Regions from separate parts of the Homo sapiens genome. Here region 2 is linked to region 1. A link is a contact called in ENCODE Hi-C or POLR2A ChIA-PET data. All regions are on one chromosome and are shown on one strand. Each heading gives the region's core, a stretch centred on a gene start or an enhancer-like site at or near the end of the contact. The rest is flanking DNA. Distances are from core to core; before and after follow the strand shown. Region 1 overlaps ADD3 (adducin 3). Region 2 overlaps ADD3-AS1 (ADD3 antisense RNA 1).

The links. Hi-C counts contacts between places; a loop is a spot of excess contacts on that map. ChIA-PET counts read pairs that join two places held with the same protein, here RNA polymerase II (POLR2A). Pooled maps may share reads with other maps.
Region 2: a map with no recorded cell type shows a loop between it and region 1 (6-fold over the local background). The contact joins two enhancer-like sites. A Hi-C loop is called at or near these places in 7 of 37 single-sample maps with no recorded cell type and 6 of 50 pooled maps. POLR2A ChIA-PET finds 5 or more read pairs at or near these places in 2 of 52 experiments (GM10248 and activated naive CD4-positive, alpha-beta T cell).

The regions. Positions count from the first base shown.
Region 1 is chr10:110,031,466-110,034,835 of GRCh38, reverse strand. The region is part of intron 1 of ADD3 (adducin 3); the gene reads right to left. Among named protein-coding and RNA genes, the nearest start is that of ADD3-AS1, 25 kb to the right of the region's middle. RefSeq lists a silencer at 2,391-2,685. Within about 2 kb of position 1,280, at least 2 of the 41 ENCODE cell types and tissues checked have a DNase peak (open chromatin) inside an H3K27ac peak, as active enhancers do.
Region 2 is chr10:109,956,026-109,959,502 of GRCh38, reverse strand. All of the region lies in intron 2 of ADD3-AS1 (ADD3 antisense RNA 1), which reads left to right. Among named protein-coding and RNA genes, the nearest start is that of XPNPEP1, 34 kb to the right of the region's middle. RefSeq lists enhancers at 2,474-2,603, 2,854-2,903. Within about 2 kb of position 1,947, at least 4 of the 41 ENCODE cell types and tissues checked have a DNase peak (open chromatin) inside an H3K27ac peak, as active enhancers do.

The sequences.
Region 1 (3,370 bases), core at 31-2,530:
CGACACAACTTTCCTGTTTTACAACCTGGGGATGATTCAAGATCCACATTTAGATATAACATTTTTTAAAAAACATTCTCAGATGTCATTTTTAAGGAATTCATGGAAAGCAAAGAAATGTTTAAAACCCTTTATATTCAGATTAGAGAATATAAACAGTAGACTGGTATACGTAAGTAATTTGCTTATCTTTAGAGTATGATTGTCTAGGTTGAGAGTCTCAAAGCCCCATTTAATAACTGATTACATGGCAGTATCTTGGACTATTGAAATCTTTGGTTTTCCTTTCAGCTCAAATGAGAATTACAGACTAGTTTAATTGCTACTAAAACATTTATCTTACAGTTGAATTTAAAATAATTATATTTTATTTTATTAATGAAAAAATATAATTTTAAATTATAAAATACTTGCTAAAGAAATTATCTTGTTTATCAAAAAATGTAATTTTTTGAAACAAAAGGAAAATTATATTTACAAAATACCAAAATGTCCCAAGATATATGTCAATATCAATTCAAAGACATACCCCATAGAAATTAACATTTCTATGTAAAATGACCTTATGAATACTGATTTTTAAAACAAAAGCATTATATCCCCTAGGCTGAGATATTTGTAACTACAAATTTTAATTGTAGTAGTTCCAAAATGTAATCAAAAAAATAAACTCTAGAGATTTGTTAACTCATAACTTAAGGGCAGTGTTTTCCCTAAGAGTGTTCTAAGAAACAGGAGCTCCACGGGATGGAACTAGAGACTGATTTCTGTGGTCTAGTGACATACTTGAGACACACTGAGTTTTAACAAAACAAAGCAAACCCTGTACTTAATTGCTGTACTTCTCAGTCTTTGCTATGCTAAGGTACAATATAAACCTTTAAGAGATGGTACAGAAAGTAGTTTCCCAAACATATTTGGCACTATTTATCCTGAGAAATCTCTTAGAACTAATGATCTACATTAGTGGGAAATGCAGATGAGTTAATCCTAATAAACACTGCAGGCAACTAGCAAATTACGGTCCCAGAGATTCAAAATAGAAATTAAAGGCAGCTGAGTATAGCACAATGACTTTATTGTCCCTATTTATTATTTACAAGAATGCACAAAGTATTTGCACTATATACATAATACTTGCACTATATACATTTTAATATAGCACTTATGAGAATTTTTAAATTAAAAATTAACTGGTTTTTAAGTAACTATACTTCAAGAACACTGCTCCCTCTATGAAATCCCATTCCCCAGAAACGGGCCCATCTGATTAGCACAGCTGATCTGCCAGCTGGATGGATCCCAAGTAAATTTCAAACCAGCACTTGGCAAAATATCCCTGTACCCTGCATTTTACATGGAACACAAACTAAAGATGCATTCTGGGACTGCCCTGAGAACCAAACAATTGTATGGCGACATGAACATATTCTCTTTATCCTCTTTATATTAAATTTGCTAGATGACCAATTTAAACAATACTTCAAATGCTGTGCTTGAATTCTGCTTACATCTATTCTGCTATTAGTCTGTTGGCATCTAACACTGGATCAGAAAAGACTGCCATCTGGTAGTTATAGCAGCCCTTCACTAACTTGGTCAGAAGTTGAAGACCATAAGCCTCAGAGAAATGCAAACCAAGTTTATTACTATGAATATATCAAAATCTTCTTTTTGTAAAGCCATTCAACAGGGTTTTTCATTCAAAGAGAAACACTGTGCTCACACACATTATATAATCGACCTATAAAAGTCAGGTTTTAAAGGAGTTAAAGGGATGAATGATTAAATTAAATGAGTAATTAGGTCCACATTCCCCTCACCCACAAGGCTGCCACTGTCTCTTTTATAAAGCCTAGGGATGAGAGCCAAATTGGCTCTATTTAAATTGGCTATTTAATTTAACTCTAACTTCTCTTAATCATAATGTGTGTGTTCTTGGGTACAAATTTTTTCCTCTCGATAAAGTTTCTGGTAGGCAATACTTTAGATGAAGAGAAATAATTAACAGTATAAAAACAATAACAACATGTATACAGCATATGAGCACGCACAAAGTGTTTTCAAACTTAGCATGATCTTAATCAGGAAGGAAAGCCAGAGAAGTATTAATAGAATAGCGATTATTTCAGATTCTAACACTTTCATAAGGTTACACACTTAGGGTAATGGTAGAGCTGAGAAAGCTGAATCCACACCACCTAGTCAGAAATTCTCTTTCTAGCATACTATACTCTTTCCTGAAATAGTATTTTACAGTTTACATAGCTCTTAGTATTATAAATACAATATGCATGTACATGTACAAATACTATGCACTCTGAATTTGCCCAAGTATCCCTGCTGCCCACTTCCCCAGTCTGGTTTTACTCCCTTTTTCCTTTTTTGTCCTTCCTTTTCTCTCCTTATCTTTCCAAAGTCACCACCACTTGCTTGAGCCTGAATGAAGGCAGAAGTGGATGAGTGAATGCAGGATCCACCCTTTAAGAGCACTCATGATTTGTGATCACATCTATTCTAACTTAGAGACTAGCATGCCAACACATGGACTATTTCTCCGAGCTCTCATTCTTAATGCAACAATGTCAAGGACATGGCCATTAAGAGATGACCTAGGATTACATAACACTTATCCAGCTTAATATGCTTATTCTATCCCATTATTTTACTTCAACCCTCTTTGTCTATAAAAATCTCTTTCCTTATATGGCCAGTCTCTGAAGTCCAAGATTTGATATTCCTGGCATTTAGCAAAGGAGACTCTTCTTGTATCTCTTCCTGAAGGCATCTGAAACATTTTTTGTGACTGATTTTCCAGGTGAGAAAGTCATAGGCTTGATCTATACCGTTCAACTGGCTGCCAATAAGATTAAATCTCTTTGAAGTTGCTAAGAGGGGAAACTTTAAATGTTATCACAAAAAAAAAAAAGTATTGAGGTAATACATATGTCAATTAGACTGATTTATGCATTCTCATAAATCATATTCTAAAACCTTATGTTCTAAATGTATACGTATTCCAAATCATGTTTTAGATAATACATACATGTAACTTTTGTCAATTTTTAAAAGTTACTTAAAAAAAAAAAATAGCTCATGTCTCTTCATTAACATCTAGGCCACTCACTAGGTACCAGATAGGGTAGGAGGGTGGCGCATTAAAGTCATCCACCAAGACAAAGGAAAACAACTTAAGGATCCTAAGTACTGATCAGTCAACACCATTTGCCAAGAAACTCCTTTATAAACAGTACTCCGCTTCATGTTAAAGGACACACATGGAAATGAAAACATAGGGGAGTATAATACAGCTGAAAGAACACTGGTTCTAGAACCAGGCTGGCTTAGGTTGGAATTCCATTCTGCCACC
Region 2 (3,477 bases), core at 698-3,197, 76 kb after region 1:
CTGGCTAGATGTAGATGGCTCCGAAATAAAACCCACAAGGGCAAGGCTCCAACTCCACATATGTTTTCCAGTCTCTTGGAAACTTTTGCATTTTGTTGTTGTCCTTAGCCTTCTGCTATCCCTAACTTCCTCCCAAGGTTATTGAAGAAATAGATATTTGGATGACTAGAATGTGATCTAGCTGGCACAAATTTAAAGACACATGGCTGTTTTTGTACCCAACCAAGTTTGATCAAAGAAGAAACCGCGTGGGAGTTGGCACACTGGGGCTTAGGATATCTAGATCCAGAGTTTGAAAAAGCACAGGACGGGGTTTAGGAGGCCTACGTCCTTGCCATCTTTTGGGTGATCCAGGTATCACTTTCCACCATACTCTCTTCATCTATACTCTATAGATAAGGAATCTAAGGACCAGTTCTTAGATTCCTTACCTATAGAGTATCTTCTAGCCCTACATCTCTATGAGTAAGGAATTTCGTAAACACTTTGGTCTGTTGGCATCTTTAAACACCCCACGATGGTTAATTTTGTGTGTCAACTGACTAGGCTATGGTCTCAGTTGTTTGGTCAGACACTAGTCTAGATGTTGCTGTGAAGGTATTTTGTAGATGTGGTTAACATTCATAATCAGTTGACTGTAAGTAAAGTAAAGTGGATGACCCTCCGTAATGCAGGCGAGCCTCATCCAATCCAGTTGAAGGCTTTCAGAGTAACAACTGAGGGTTCCTGCGGAAGAAGAAATTCTGCCTCTAGGCTGCAACATAGAAATCTTGCCTGTGTTGAAATTCTGTTGGCCTGCTCTAAAATTTTAGGCAGAAGCCTGCAACATGATTCTCATTTGAAGTTCCAGTTTGCTAGCATGCTGTATGGATTTCAGACTTGCCAGCCTCCACAATTGCATGAGCCAATTAAAAAAAAATAAATCTCTCTTTTTCTCTAGCTACAGCCATTTGCCCTGGCTCACCTTGCCCTTGACCTCCCTACCTGACCTCAGTTCTGGCTTATTTTTCTGTGTTTGCCTCACCCCTCAGCTCTATATTTCTAGCTTCAACCTTGTGCTTTTCACCTAGATGACCATTATTTAAACTTTCTTTTTGGCCTTGGCTACCATTTATTTCCCTGAATAAAACTTCCTCTGATCTTCTTCCAACTCCGAGACTTCATAGATTGACCCAGAGGGACCTGGACAGGTATGACTGAGCTCAGCTTTGTACAGGCATGACTGTTTACATGCTCACAGCCTCCAGGGCTTCTGCCTTTCGGTGCTTCCATGGCTTACAGCATTCTTGTCCTACATACCTCTGCTCAGAAACCACCTCCTTTATACAGTGTTCTCATACTTTTACAAAGGGTTAAAAAACAGCAGGACTCATTTCCACCTCCTGGGTGTTGAATGTCTTATTCATGTCACAGGAGGCATGTGGTTACAAGAGGACATGTTTGTTAATTAAATGGGAGTGTGTATAATCACCCTTATTCACAAGGGTGATTTTTAAAAATATGGGTGTGTGTGTGTGTGTGTGAGGTTTCTTCACAGCAAATGTTTGCAAAGCTCTTGGAGATCCATGGAAAGAGATTGCTTGGCCAACCCCAAGAATTATTAGAAATACAGGCTTTGCTGTTGTTGGCTCTACTCTAGAAGACTCTTATCATATAACAAGTGCTTGCGTTTATAAGGGGCACTGTACAGGAAGTCTAGGGTGTATTATGACTTCAATGCATTGCCCGTCTGTCAATGTCTAAAGAGTCCTATATATGGTCTCAGTCTGCAGTGTGTTTAAGACATTTAGACATTTTCCTCTCCCTTGTACTCTAGTGGAATCAGGCTGAGCTTGTGTTATATAACACCACCGTCCTGCTCTGTAATGAGCAACTTCTAAAGAGGAGGCAGCAGGGGAACAAAGCCACCTGGCCTTTGCCAACCTTTCCAGGCTCTGCCAGTGCACCTGCAGAGAGCTCCGAGAGCTCGGCCTGGAAGAGAGACTGGCTATTATGTTTCATTGCGTGAGATGACACAGTGCCTTTCCAGGACAGGTTGGACTGAAAAAATCTCTGCCTTTATTTCTTGGCCAAATTTTATCCAGGGTCTCCCAAGACTTAGGGAATCATTAAGCAGCTGCTTCATTGAACCCCTGCCTTTCACTCTCACCTCAACTGCTTTGAGAAATTTGATCGACTCAGACAGAAACATGAAATATTCATAAGAAGCTTTCGGTGAGCAGTGTCTCAAGAGCTTGCAGGGCTAAACTGGGGAAATGTCACATGTTGGTTTTACACCTCAGTAGCACTTGTGCATGGTCCGTGTCCGACCCATTGGTGTACTAAATCAGACTGAAGTTTCATCACTATGCTTTGAGTATAAGACAAATATCACTCCCTCTCATGTTGCCTGCTATTGCTAAAGTAGGAGAGGTTATCAATTAGGGCCCTTTCTGTTGGGACAGGAAACCCAATTCAAATTGGTTTAAGTGAAGAATGAACTGTATTGAATCAACAAAAAAGCCCAAGGCTAGCTGGCTTCAGGAGTGGGGCTTCAAGGCTCAAATGAGGTCATCAGGGCTTGGTCTCTCTCCATCTCTAGGCTCTGCCTTCTCTTTGATTGGCTTCATTTTAAGCCTCCATGTTGTGGGCCCCAGTAGTTCCAAACTCCCCCTTGTGGTGGCAAGATGGCAACAACAGTTCCAGCCTCCATAGCATAAAGCAAGGGTCAACACATTTTTTCCGTCAAGGTGCCAGAGAAAAAAGATTTTAGGATTTGTGGACTGTGTGGTTTCTGTTGCAGCTACTCAGCTCTGCTATTATAGTGTGAAAACAGCCATAGATAATACATAAATGAATGAGCATGGCTGTGTTTCAATAAAACTTTATTTACAAAAACAGACACTGGGCTGGATTCAGCCAGCCAGCTATAGCTTGCCTACCCCTGTTAACTACATAGAGTTGTTGTTGGAAAATGGCTGTTCAGCGGGGGATGTACCTTCTGGCTTCTCTTGTAATTGGATATGGCCATATGACTGAGTTCTTGCTAAAAGAACCTAGGTGGAAGTTATGTGGACCCTTTCTAGGTCAAAACTTGTAATAAACAGGTATGCCCCTTCACATTCTTTACCTTCTGCAGCTGAATGCAGATGATGAAGAAGTTTTAGGAGTGGCAGAGCCACAGGGTAAGGCAGTCTGATTCCTGAATCACTGTGTGAAGTGGACCCACTTAATGACCAGGAACAACTGCCTCAGACTGTTACGTGGGAAGGAAATAAATTTCTATTGTGTTTGAGTCATTATACATTTTTGATTTATTTTCAACAGCAGTTTACTTACCTTAAGTAGTAAAGAAGTCAGTGTCAGAAAGAGTGCTAATGTATGAAATAATCATAATATGTAGCACTCAGTAGTTGTGCCATGGGAAGCAAGAAAACAGAATAGGCTGAAGAAATGGTGACCTGTGTTATGCCGTGGCAAAATAGTTCTTAAAACTAT